Regions from separate parts of the Homo sapiens genome. Here all the other regions are linked to region 2. The links are chromatin contacts, found by Hi-C or POLR2A ChIA-PET in ENCODE. All regions are on one chromosome and are shown on one strand. Each heading gives the region's core, a stretch centred on a gene start or an enhancer-like site at or near the end of the contact. The rest is flanking DNA. Distances are from core to core; before and after follow the strand shown. Region 1 has its middle 11 kb from the start of SESN2. Region 2 holds the start of GPATCH3 (G-patch domain containing 3). Region 3 holds the start of MAN1C1 (mannosidase alpha class 1C member 1).

Region 1 (4,100 bases), core at 1,337-3,836, 1.3 Mb before region 2:
CCTTGATATTATCTTTTGTGACCTGGTCTCCAAAAAAGAAAAGCCAGGAAGAAGCACAGACATTAAGAGTTACTGAGCTCCAGCAAGAATTCAGGATACATCACTGTCTCAGGTAACTCTCACCACAACGTTGTGAAACAGGCTATTGTGTCTCCATTTGACTGATGAGAAAACTGAGACTCAAGAGGTAACACGTCTGGACCAAGGTCAGATAGGTTAGTAATATGCTGAGTAAGGATTCCAACCCAGGCAGGAATGACTCCTATGCAGAAACTCCACCACTCCATTGATGAGACAAACACATGAATATGTAAGAAGCCGGCTGGCAAAAGGAACTGATGCTTAAAGCAGATATATTAATTGGAAGTGAGAAACATAACTGTCAAGCGACCTGTAATTGAGAGGCCAGGGCATTCCTCTTTGTAGGAGAGCCTTTACTGAAAGGCAAATTTATCATCTGAAGGTGGCTAAGGCAGCTGGAATCTGAGCAAGTGAAAGGACGAATTATTGAACTGCTCTACTCAGCAACTATCTGCTGGTCAGGGCTCCAGTTCCTTCCTTCCTTTTTTCATTCAATAAATATTTATTTACCATCTTGTGTGTACCAGGCACTGTGCCTGGCTCTGGGAAATCCAGTGGTGAAGCTAGCAGCCTAGCAGGGCATGGCAGGGTGCCACTGGCTGGGCACATTCCTCCCCTCCCCACTGCCTTGTATTTTTGGTTGGGTAAAGATCTCCTTCTTCTGTTGCCACACTCTCAACTCTTGCATCAGCTATGTTGAGGCCACTGATTGGCCAGCTATTTATATTCCTCAATCACCTTCCAGTCCCAAAGATACACCTACCTAGACTGGATTTGAAATGTTTTTGAGATGTCTTCAGCCTTAGATCCATTTCAGATTATGACCCTAATATGATTGTCATCTGTTCTGTATTCATTCTTCCTGAATTAGTTTTCTAGTCTCAAATTCTGAGATCACTTTACTATAATGACCTTGTAATGGGACCATTCGGGGGGCTGTGATTTATCACCCCAGATGTCATTTTCTGAGCTCTTCTTATTGTTTCCCCCCTCCCCACCCACTAATCTCAGATACAATTCCTGCCCAGGGGGAACTTTCAGGAAAGAAGTTCCACTCCAATTGGTTTGATAAAGCCAAAGAAGACCCATCCTTCAAGGCTTAGTCACACATTAATTCAATTACTCATGAAGCAGGCATTGTGCTAGGTGGGGAGGGAGGTCCTTCCTGCACAGAGCTGACAGGTGCCGAGCTGTCAAGCTACACAACCAAAATTGTCCTTTGGAGTTGTGCATTAGCAGGCAGTACAACCACAGACTCCCAGAAACAAAGCCAACTATCTCCTAAGAGCACTTCCCAGGAGTCAGGCAATTCGGGTGCCAGCTTTTAGCCAAGTAACCCAAACTGAATTTTTTTTTTCCAGCTCTTTGAATCTGTTTCCCTATCTGTAAAACAAAGAAATAGAAATTAGCTCTAAACTTGCAGAGTCATTATGGAGAGAACTGGTGCCATAAAGAACTGGCAGTGTATATAATTCGTCTTCTCGATTGCATACTGAGGACAGAAATCTTCAGGTTTGGAAACGTTTACCCTTCTTAAATGCAAAAACTAACGCACTGGGTGCTTTTGGGCAAATTGCTTGGTTGATTTAGTTTAGTTTTGTCGGCTGAGTGGTTCCTCAACGCCCCCTGCAGGCCAGATCCTGCTATAGCTAAGTCAGAATGGAGTAGGAAAGGGCTGGCCCAAACCGTTTTGAGTTTATAGGATTGTTAGGGTCCATGTCACCGCCTGAAGGTCTTGAAAAGAGGCCAGGCAACAGCTAAGTAAAGGTCTGTGGTTGCTGAAGATTCCCCCTGCTGCCAGCAAGGACCAGAGTCCTAAAATACTTCACAGCCCGAATGCACTTTCCATTGTTTTGGCTTACTACCTCTCTTACAAGGCAGGAAGCCTCAGGTCGAGAGAGAGGAATTTGCCCAAGGTTCCCTAGGAAGTTGGCCACAGAGTGGAGACTAGAATCTCGAGGTCCAGGGCTACCTACACCTTAATAGGCTGCCCCAGGAGAGAAGCCTCACATTTTCAGAAAGAACAACTTCTCCCTTTCCTCTGGTCTCCCTTCCTTCCCCAACCCTCCACTCCTAGAGGCTCTATACATCCTATTCTCAGAGAACCACCCTGAGGCTTGTCCCTGGAGCAACGCCTCTGGCCTCCCACCATCCTGTCCTACCTTTCCCTATCCCCAGCGGAATTCTGTACCCCGACCCCCTCCCTAAAAAGGCCACACTTGGAATCAGGATATCGGAGTTGAAGGTTCCAGTTCCAACCCTTTCTTTGTGAACCTCAGCAAAACACTTCACTTCTCTGAACCCGTTTCCTGTTTTTTTGTTTTTGTTTTTCTTTTATTACGTTTTTGTTTTTCTGAGACAGGTCTCGTTCTGTTGCCCAGGCTGGAGTGCAGTGGCGCGATCATAGCTCACTTAAGTTTGGAGCTCCTGGGTCCTCTCACCTCAGCCTTCCGAGTAGCTGGGTCTACAGGACTGCATGTTAAATGTTAAATGGGGCAATAGTTTACCTCCACCGTTCTATTGTGAGAATGAGAGCTTATGCATGGAAACCCCTTAACAAGGCTTGATGCAGATGAAGTGCTCAATAAACTGTAGATTATCTATATTTTTACTGTTATTTTGAAGGATCTGGCTCAGTGACTGGCTGATAGTGGTGGGTGTTCAAGAAAGGTGCCTACAACCATTAATATTAAAAGTTTGGCGCACATAGCCTGGCATTTAGTTGCAGTTTAATAAACTGTGGCTAGTATTGTTTTTTTGACCCCAGGACGCCCAGTGCGGTTTCAGCGTTAACAACTCCTTAGCGAAAATTGCAGAACAGACTTTTCGCTCAGCAACAGGCTCCTCTTACGTAAACCGCACCGGCCAATGAGCAGGAAGATGGGCGGGGTTTCTTGGCAGCCAATAGTAGCCCGCAGCGGCGCGCAGGATAGGCCCAGGCTGGTTTCCAGGCTGCGTACGGAAACGAATCCCCGGGGCTCTTTGACTGGGGGCGAGTCTTCGAAGTCGCCAGGCTCTGCCTATCAACCGGGTCCTGATTGGTGCAGGCTGTGGCGGTCCGCCCCTGACTCCGTCTAGCCCCGCTCCGCGAGAAGAGGCTGAACTGCCCCATCTGCTTCTAATTTCTTTCTTTCTTTCTTTCTTTCTTTTTTTCCCCTCTTTTCCTTTTCTTCTTTTAAATATACGTTTGGAAATTTGCCGGGCGTGGTGGCGGGCGCCTGTAATCCCAGCTACTCGGGAGGCTGAGGCAGGAGAATCGCTTGAATCCGGGAGACGGAGGTTGCAGTGAGCCGAGAACGCGCCACTACACTCCAGCCTGGACGACGAGAGTGATACTCCGTCTCAGTCAATCAATCAATCAATCAATCGTTTGATTTTCGTTTTATGCTTTTACTTCCAAATTTATATTTATTGCAAAAAATGTGGAATATAACAAAGTGTAAAGGTGAAACTGAAATAACCCGAAATTATATTTCCCCCTCTGTGGTTTTTTTTTTTCCGTCTCTGTGTTTTTCAATGTTTTTCAGGCCTTCTGTCTTGAGCTCGTATTACTGCTGTTCACTGATGTATTGTAAAAGCGTAAAACCGGACGTGACCCAAATGTCTATCAAAGGAGACTGATGAGAGAAATAAACGGATTTGTTCACACAACGGCTTCTACAGCAAAGAAACAGAAGGTAGCTCCAAGTGCTCTGAAATGGAAAGGTATGCAGGATTTCCTGTTAGGTTAAAACAGAACGAAGCAAAAACCGAGGTTGCGCAATGATACATATAGAACAGTCTCATAGTTGTATACATAGTTACACAGAGGAAACAAAGATCTGGAAAGATGTGTAGTTTGCACCTGTTACCATTGGTTAGCTCTGGGGTGGACGGAGAAGGGAGAAGTTTTAAGATTCTTTATATAATACACTTATTTAATATCTATCTATGTGCTAAGTTGTATTACATTTGTTGTTTTTTAAAGAGATCCTTTTAAACAGAGAAGGGAGAACTCCCTCAAATCCCAATTGCACTAC
Region 2 (3,954 bases), core at 1,121-3,620:
CCTCAAGTGATCCGCCCACCTCAGCCTCCCAAAGTGCTGGGATTACAGGCATTAGCCACTGCGCCCAGCCATTATAATTTTTTTTTTTTTTGAGACAGATTCTCATTCTGCTGCCCACCGAATGCATGGCACAATCATGGCTCACTGCAGCCTTGCTCTCTTGGGCTCAAGTGATCCTCCGACCTCAACCTCCCGACGTGCTAAGATTACAGGTGTGAGTTACCACACCCTGCCAGGAGAGATTTTATTTGAAAGGATTATTGCAAGGGAAGAAAGGAACTATTGCAATAGAAGGAGGAAGAATATTGCAGCAGGGAGGACCCTCTGACCATAATATCTGCAAGTGACTCAAGGGTTAGGCAAAAAGGGTTCTTCTCTCATACAGAGGAGTAAACAGGGCAGAACTGGGTGGGAGGAAGTGGGATGATCAGGAGTGGCATGATGGGACAGTAGATCAGATAATGCTTTACCTTGAAGCCAGCCTATTCTCAGGAGAGGCTGTTAAGGAGGAGATGTGCGCTGGCTCAAGCTGAGGGTAAGCCAAAGTTCGGGAAGCTGGGGGAAGGAGAGAAGTTTTAACCAAAGTTTGTTCCAACTGATCAGTGGGGACAAGAAGTTCCTCAAAGCTTTCATGAGGAGATTTGGAATATGGAGTCTGTGTCTGGCTTTGTCATTGGTGAACCAGAGGGGCATACACCAGTCTTACCTAACTCACTTGGGGAAGGATGTTTTTTTGCAATATGCTGTGTTCCAGAACACAAAACAGTGGGAAGGCATTTCTTAAGCCTTAGTTTTCCAGGATCACAGGGCTTGGGTAAAAGTCAACATTATCAATAAGTCTTCTGATAAACATGTGCAGTCATTTTTTTTATTGTTTAGACAAGGGTCTTGCCAACTTGGCCAGGCTGGTCTCAAACTTCTAAGCTCAAGGGATCCTCCTACACCAGCTTGCCAAAGTGCTGGGATTACAGGCGTGAACCACTGAGCTTGGCCCTTTATTTTTTGCTTTTGTTTGAGGTCTCTCAATCTACAGGTTCCTCCTATCACCCAGTATAATGTGTAGACTTTGTCTGAATTATGAATCAATGAATCAATAGTAATCAAATAACCCAATTAAAAAACGTACAAAGAGGGCCGGGTGCGGTGGCTTACATCTGTAATCTCAGCACTTTGGGAGGCCAAGGCGGGTGGATCACCTGAGGTCAGGAGTTCGAGACCAGCCTGACCAATATGGTGAAACCCCGTCTCTACTAAAAATACAAAAATTAGCCGGGCGTGGTGGCACGCACCTGTAGTCCCAGCTACTCGGGAGGCTGAGACAGGAGAATTGCTTGAACCCGGGAGGCGGAGGTTGCAGTGAGCCGAGATCGCACCATTGCACTCCAGCCTGGATGACAGAGCGAGGCTCCATCTCAAAAAAAAAAAAAAAAAAAAAAAAAGACAAAAAGGCGGGGACCGTGGCTCACACCTGTAATCCTAACACTTTGGGAGGCTGAGGCCAGTGGATCACTTGAGCCCTGGAGTTCAATACCAGCCTGGGCAATGCAGTGAGACCCCATCTCTACAAATAGTTTAAAAAATTAGCCAGGCATAGTGGGTTGCATCTGTGGTCCCAGCACTCCAGCCTGGGCGACAGAGCGAGACCCCAACTCAAAAATAAATAAAATATTACCTACAAGTGCTGAGTCAAATGATGTGTAGCTTTGCTTTTACTAGATAACGCCAATTGTTTCCCAAAGTGGTTGTATCAACTTACATTTCCACCAACAGTGTATGAGAGCTTCAGTTCCACCATGTTGTCATCGACTCTAAGGTTTTAAAGTTTGCCAACATAGTGGATGCAAAGTGGGTCTCGCTGCATTTCTTTTATTATTGAGTTGTGCATCTTTTCTTTAACGTAAGCCTCTAGTAACTCATAGCACTTTCATTGTAAATTGGACCTGCGTGTTTCCTCTTTTGCGAAGTATCTTCGGCCCATTTTTCTACCGGGTTATCTTTTTCTTACCGATTTGTGGGAGTTCATCAACACATTTTGGAAAAATAAATGGAAGAACGACTAAAGGTTCAGAACTGAGGAAGGTTGAGATTAGGTGTGCAATATCCACAACTAAATACCTCAAAAATGACCCCTCCCGCAGGCTTCTTATTTGGTCCTCATGAGAGCTTTATGAAAGAACTCTATGACCCCATTTTCCAGGTGAGTTTTTCCATCATCGCCGGCTTCCCTCTGTGGGAAAGGAACACAGAAGACTTCGGATCTTCCAGCTCCAGGTTCCACAACCCCAATCCCAAAGGACTAGTTAGAATTTTCACAATCTCGCAACGCAGGGGCTGGAACGTTGCTCGCGGTGTTCTCGCGAGACTTGGTTCTAGCTGATCATGTGACAATCCAAGATGGCGGTGCCCGGCGAGGCGGAGGAGGAGGCGACAGTTTACCTGGTAGTGAGCGGTATCCCCTCCGTGTTGCGCTCGGCCCATTTACGGAGCTATTTTAGCCAGTTCCGAGAAGAGCGCGGCGGTGGCTTCCTCTGTTTCCACTACCGGCATCGGCCTGAGCGGGCCCCTCCGCAGGCCGCTCCTAACTCTGCCCTAATTCCTACCGACCCAGCCGCTGAGGGCCAGCTTCTCTCTCAGACTTCGGCCACCGATGTCCGGCCTCTCTCCACTCGAGACTCTACTCCAATCCAGACCCGCACCTGCTGCTGCGTCATCTCGGTAAGGGGGTTGGCTCAAGCTCAGAGGCTTATTCGCATGTACTCGGGCCGCCGGTGGCTGGATTCTCACGGGACTTGGCTACCGGGTCGCTGTCTCATCCGCAGACTTCGGCTACCTACGGAGGCATCAGGTAAGAGTGAGAAAGTTAATAGACTGGGCCTACGGGCCTGGAACAGAGGCACCTTTTCAGAGGAGTGGTGAGGATAAGTCAGGCCTCTGGTTAGGACTCTATGAGTTTAGTTCATATTCTAGACAGAGCTTCAGGCTCAACTTGCAGGGAGTTAGTCCAATACATGGAGAAAAATAAACCGGAGAGGCTTATTCGGAAGAGCCTTCATTTTGTTAGGTCCCTTTTGAGACCCTTTCTCTATCCAAGGGGTTGATTTTGCACTAACACAGAAAGAAAAAAGGAAATCCAGTCTCTAACCCTTTTACTGTCTTTCTCTCCTGCTCTCTCTGTGCTTCCTACCCAGTCCTTTCAGTAAGATACAAATGAAGAGACAATCTTTTCTCTGGACAGCTCCCACTTTCATGGGAAATCAGTTTGATGGGGAAACAGGACAGTGCAGAGCCCTCCAGTTCACACATTCAACAAATGCTTACATTGCTAGACCTAGTGTGACTAGCTGGGTATGCAGAGAACAGTTGGACATAGTGTGTGCTCAGAATCCACAAAGGAAGACATTTGGAAAAAGGTTATTGCCACAGAGATGTCATTCTAATTGTTAGCATTCACTGAGCACTCTGTATTTAGTAGGCGCTGTTCTAAGCCTTTTGTTTTCTTACCCCTCTCAACAGTCCTATGAGATAGGAGCTGTTGTTTCTCCCATTTCATAGGTGAAGAAACTGAGGGAAGCCGAAGTTATGTGACTTGCCTGAGGTTACAGAGTTAGTTAGTGTCAGAGCTACAACAAACCTAGGCATCTGTTCCAGAGCCTATACTGTTTATCACCAAGTGCTGTGAGATGACAGAGAAGGGAGAAACTAACTTCCTAGATGGATCATGAAATGTGGCTTTCCATCTGGGTCTTGAAAAATAAATAGGAGTTAATAGGAGAGAATGGTGTTTCTGGGTTTCAGGGTAAATGGCGTTTGCAAAGACACAGCTTTGAAAGCCCGTGAAAAACTTTCAGGGCATGTTAAATTGTTCATTGTGGGCTGGGTTGCAATGGCTCGTGCCTGTAATCCCAGCACTTTGGGAGGCACAGGTGGGTGGATCTCTTGAGCTCAGGAGTTCCA
Region 3 (4,075 bases), core at 645-3,144, 1.3 Mb after region 2:
ACTCTCATTAGCAACTCCACAAAGGGAAGGAGTGGAGCTCACTGGGCCTGGGGGTTGGATACGACATACCAGAGTCTGGGAGTGAGGGGGCAGTTGGTCTAGGGGTTCAGCTGCCATCTGTCACGGTGGGGACGATTAACTGACCCGAGTGGTGGGAAACTGTGTAGGGAGGAAAGAAGGTGGGACATTTGGGAGGAAAGGGGAAGGTGCAAAGTGCAGTCTGCAGGGCCAGAAGTAGACCTGGGACCAGGAGTGACTGAGGCAAGGGAAAGGGGTGGGAGCGCCAGAGGGTCTTCTCTCCTTAGAGGGGGCAGTTGGTGGGAGGAGTTTGGGGGCTGAGTCCATACCTCCTTGATTTTCTCCCGCTGGGCTCGCACTTGGCTCTGGGGCTCCTGACTCTCATCGGCCCTCGTTCCCAGGACCGGGTGGCGGAGACGGCTCCGGAATGCGTTGAAGTCAAAGCGGAAAGGGACGCCCTCGTCCCCGGGCCTGGAGGCCGGGATGCTATTGCCCCGGGCCGCCGTGGCCTCCTCGCGGGGTCCAGTGGGGCGGGTGCGCCGCAGCCCCCCTTTCCTGCGGCGGGGACTGGCCCAGCTGCTGGGGTCATCCTCGCCCGGGGCCGGCGCGGCGGGGGCCGGGTTGGGAGGCGGCTCCTGCTCGCGGGCCGGGGCATGGCCGGCGATTTCAGCCACCACTTCCAGACCAGGCTGCTGGGTCCGGGGGGCCAGGAAGAGGCGCTTGAGGCGAGAGGAGTGGGGCAGCAGGAAGAGGGCCCCGAAGCACAGGGTGACCAGGCCCGAGAGGAAGAGGAGGAAGAGGAACTTCTGCGGCAGCCGCAGCCCCCACGGGGAGGCCGGGACGAAGCCGGGCACTTTCCTCATGAGCATCGTGGCCCGGCCGGTGGCTCCAGAAGCCCTCGGAGTCCAGGCACGTGTCTGCGGGGGCGCGGTGAGGGGAGGGCGTCCGGAGCGCCGCCCGGGATGGGGGTCCCTGGGCAGGGTTGCCAACCCTGAGAGTTTCGCCGCTTCGGGGGACTGTCCCCGAAGTTCAGGGAGTTTGGAGCGAGTCCTCCCGCGAGGAGGCGGGGGCGCAGCGGCCTCGGCGGGGCCCGGGCGAGCGGAGCGGCACGGCTTGGGGCCCGGGCCCGCAGCGACCGGCCGCGCGCCGCAGCCTCCCCTCCGGCCGAGCCCTCCCCGCCGCGCCGGGGCCCGCGCCTTCCCGCGCTGCGGCCGCCGGGACCGTCACATGCCGTCCGCGGCGTCCCGGCTGTCCGCGCCGAGGGGCGCCCGCAGGCCCGCACCAAGCCGCCCTCCGCCCCCTAGGCTCCCGCCCGCGCTGGTAGGCGCCCAAAGTTTCAGCTTCAGAAGCAGTTTCCGGAGGGGACCGAGGCGATGGGGGGCTGGCGTGTCAGCGCCGCCCCGAGCGCGCGCACACCCGGCCCGGTCGCGACAGCGCCCGGGCTCGACTATCGGGACACGTCCACAACTTTCTCCGCCGCGGAGAGGGCGCCGGGAGCTGGGAGCCGGAGTGGCCAGGGAGCAGGAGCAGGCACTTCCGAGCCTGCGGGGGCAGGGGGCTTCCCCCGGGCCCCAGACAGCGCAGGGATGCCTGGGTCCGGAGCCGCGGCTGGGCGGCTGCAGATGCGCCCGGGAGCGCGGGCTCCCGCCCCTCGAACTCGGCAGGGCGCGGGGCTCCCACTGGGATCACCTGTTCCCGGCCCCGCCGGCTCCGCGGAGCGCGCAGCCCTGGCCGCGCCTCCCCCGCTGCAGCTGTCTTCCTCGCAGCGGCCGCTCCAGACCGGCCGCTGCCGCCGAGCCTGCGCCCCACACGCGCGCACAGCCACCCGGCCGCCTCCACCGCCGTCCCCGCCGCCGCCGCCGCTCGGGCTTTCACTGCGACAGCGCCCGCCGCCCCGCCTCCTGCCGCCCGCCGGCCACGCCCGCCGGCCACGCCCACGCGCGCGCCCCGCGCCCCCTCCCGCCGCCGCCGCGCCGCAGCCGGCTGAGGGCCGCGCGTCCGGGGGCGGGGCAGAGGCCGAGCGCGGGCGGGAGCGCAGCCCGCTCCAAGCCCCGCCCTCCCCGAAGGGCAGGCGTCGCGCGCACCCCCCATCCAGCGGGCGCCAATGGTCCAGCGGCGCGGGGCAGGCGAGGGCGGGGGCGGAGAGCGCAACGAGGGCATTGGCTGCATCCGAGGGATCCCCGTTGGGCCACAGTCGTCCATTGGTTACTGCCCAGCCTTCGCTGGACCCCAAGCGACAGAGACCACCCCCCAGCCCGCCCGCGAGGCTCGGGTTGGTGGCCCCCGGAAGCGGGCCGGAGACGGTGTTGCTCTGGAGGGGTGTGCCCGTCGCTGGGTGACCTCTCTCGCCCCCGAGTGCCAGCCCGGGGTTGTCAGGGAGCTGGCAGCCCGCGCCCTGGCGGCTGCCCCGGGCTTCTCAGCGCTAACGCCGGGCTGCAGGGGTGCTGCTGGTGGCTGGAGCCAAGCCAGAGAGCTGTGACCGCGGCCGGGTCGGCGGAGGTGATGTTTCCACTGGCCCCCTCGCAGACCACTGGCGTGCCTTCCTTTTCCCACAACCCTAAACGGGGCCAGGGCTCCTGGGTGGAGCACGGAGGGAGGCTGACCGCAGCCTTGAGAAGCAGCGAAAGGAAGAGAGCCCCGGGCGTGTCTACAGAAGACCACACACATAATGTGACGGACGTCTACCTTGATGCCTACGTGTGTTTATATGCACATGTGTGCGTCTGGGCATAGATCTATATGCACACAGAGACTGGCATGTGGGTGTGTACATGCACTCAAACATACACTTAATTTGGGTATGGACACCCAAGTGATTATACCACAGTATGCATAGACATATATGTAAATTAGTACAAACATGGACATGTGCACCCGCATACCCACAGACACTCAGGCAACAGATAACCTCCAAAAACAGCCAGGCATCAACTCCCAGACACGCGTGTCCTCAACCCCAAGGCCCTCACATCTTCCTCCTTGGACTTAGTCTCTGCATCTTCCCTTCCTGTTAAACCTAACCCAGGGTGAAGCAACATTGTGCTGTGTGGGTCTTTCATGCAAAACACTTTATAGAGACAAATAACAGCAGAGGGAGAGACAAATTAAGAGGTTTGTAATAGGCAAGAGGGAAAATATCTACTTTCAGCTGCAATTTAAAATGAAATGCAGTGTTGACGAGACAGAAAATACTGCAGGGAAGCCTTTCCCGACAGAAGAAGCGGGCCAGGCAGGCTCTCGCCTCGTAAATCTTGCTTCTTCCCTGAGGCCTGCTGGGGATGGGCGGCTGGGACTCAGTCATCCTTCTACCTCTGGCCAGACCACTGACAGCAGACCCACCCTCGATGTTTAAATATCCCTGGCATGCAACTTTCTCTCAACTGAAAATGAAAGTGGGTAACAGGTGCAAACATTTTGGTCACTGGAGATGACTAATCCTTCCCAATCCCACAAATATATGCAGCTTAAATATAAAATTCTAATTCAGATATTTCAATCTCTTGTGAGTTTCGTTGGCAGGTTGATGTGGAGCCAGCTGTGCAAATCAGAGATAAGCATGTGACCCATTTGGGTGCAGGAGCCCAGAGACCTGGCCTGGCCTCACCCATGTCTCCAACACCCAAGCATCGCCTCACTGGGTCCCACTGCAGGAAAGGGCAACCTTGTCTTTGGAGAACCAGGCAGGGACCCAGCATTCATTAGAGTCATCATCTGTGTTGTTCCTCATTGAGAGTGTAGGGGAATCACTGTTCAGTCCCCTGTGAAGGTAGGATCCAGAAAGGGAGAAGAGCAGAGCTGAATCTCAGAAGGAAATGTCTGTTTGAACTAGATGCTCACTGTGATGTGACACTCTGACCAAACTCTGGTGTGCTCTGTGAGCCAGGGTGGAAAGTGGGGCTGCAGCAGGACTGACGTGCCTTTCACACTCAGGCTATGAAAACCAGAGGCCCCAGCAGGTAACTCCATTGCAAAGTGATGTGATGTTGGTGATCACACCAAGTTGTTGATACCATCACTTGCTAGGGAGATACCAGTCTCTCTAAAAAGCTCTCTGAAA

Evidence for each region. Hi-C counts contacts between places; a loop is a spot of excess contacts on that map. ChIA-PET counts read pairs that join two places held with the same protein, here RNA polymerase II (POLR2A). Pooled maps may share reads with other maps.
Region 1: a pooled map shows a loop between it and region 2 (6-fold over the local background). The contact joins the enhancer-like site here to the promoter of GPATCH3 in region 2. A Hi-C loop is called at or near these places in 1 of 50 pooled maps. POLR2A ChIA-PET finds 5 or more read pairs at or near these places in 2 of 52 experiments (activated CD4-positive, alpha-beta T cell and activated T-cell).
Region 3: a loop to region 2 is called in a pooled map, with 4 times the contacts of the local background. The contact joins the promoter of MAN1C1 here to the promoter of GPATCH3 in region 2. A Hi-C loop is called at or near these places in 1 of 50 pooled maps. POLR2A ChIA-PET finds 5 or more read pairs at or near these places in 2 of 52 experiments (CD8-positive, alpha-beta T cell and H1).

The regions. Positions count from the first base shown.
Region 1 is chr1:28,246,262-28,250,361 of GRCh38, reverse strand. No RefSeq gene overlaps it. Among named protein-coding and RNA genes, the nearest start is that of SESN2, 11 kb to the left of the region's middle. RefSeq lists enhancers at 1-121, 1,760-1,959, 3,201-3,370. Within about 2 kb of position 2,586, at least 38 of the 41 ENCODE cell types and tissues checked have a DNase peak (open chromatin) inside an H3K27ac peak, as active enhancers do.
Region 2 is chr1:26,898,883-26,902,836 of GRCh38, reverse strand. GPATCH3 (G-patch domain containing 3) reads left to right here and starts at 2,370. Exons shown (of 7, transcript NM_022078.3): 1 at 2,370-2,845. The coding sequence starts at 2,395. It also overlaps a transcript of NUDC not described here. RefSeq lists an enhancer at 2,306-2,425.
Region 3 is chr1:25,614,610-25,618,684 of GRCh38, reverse strand. It overlaps MAN1C1 (mannosidase alpha class 1C member 1), which reads right to left and starts at 1,894. Exons shown (of 12, transcript NM_020379.4): 1 at 348-1,894. The coding sequence starts at 887. RefSeq lists silencers at 1,669-1,958, 1,979-2,268 and an enhancer at 2,459-2,628.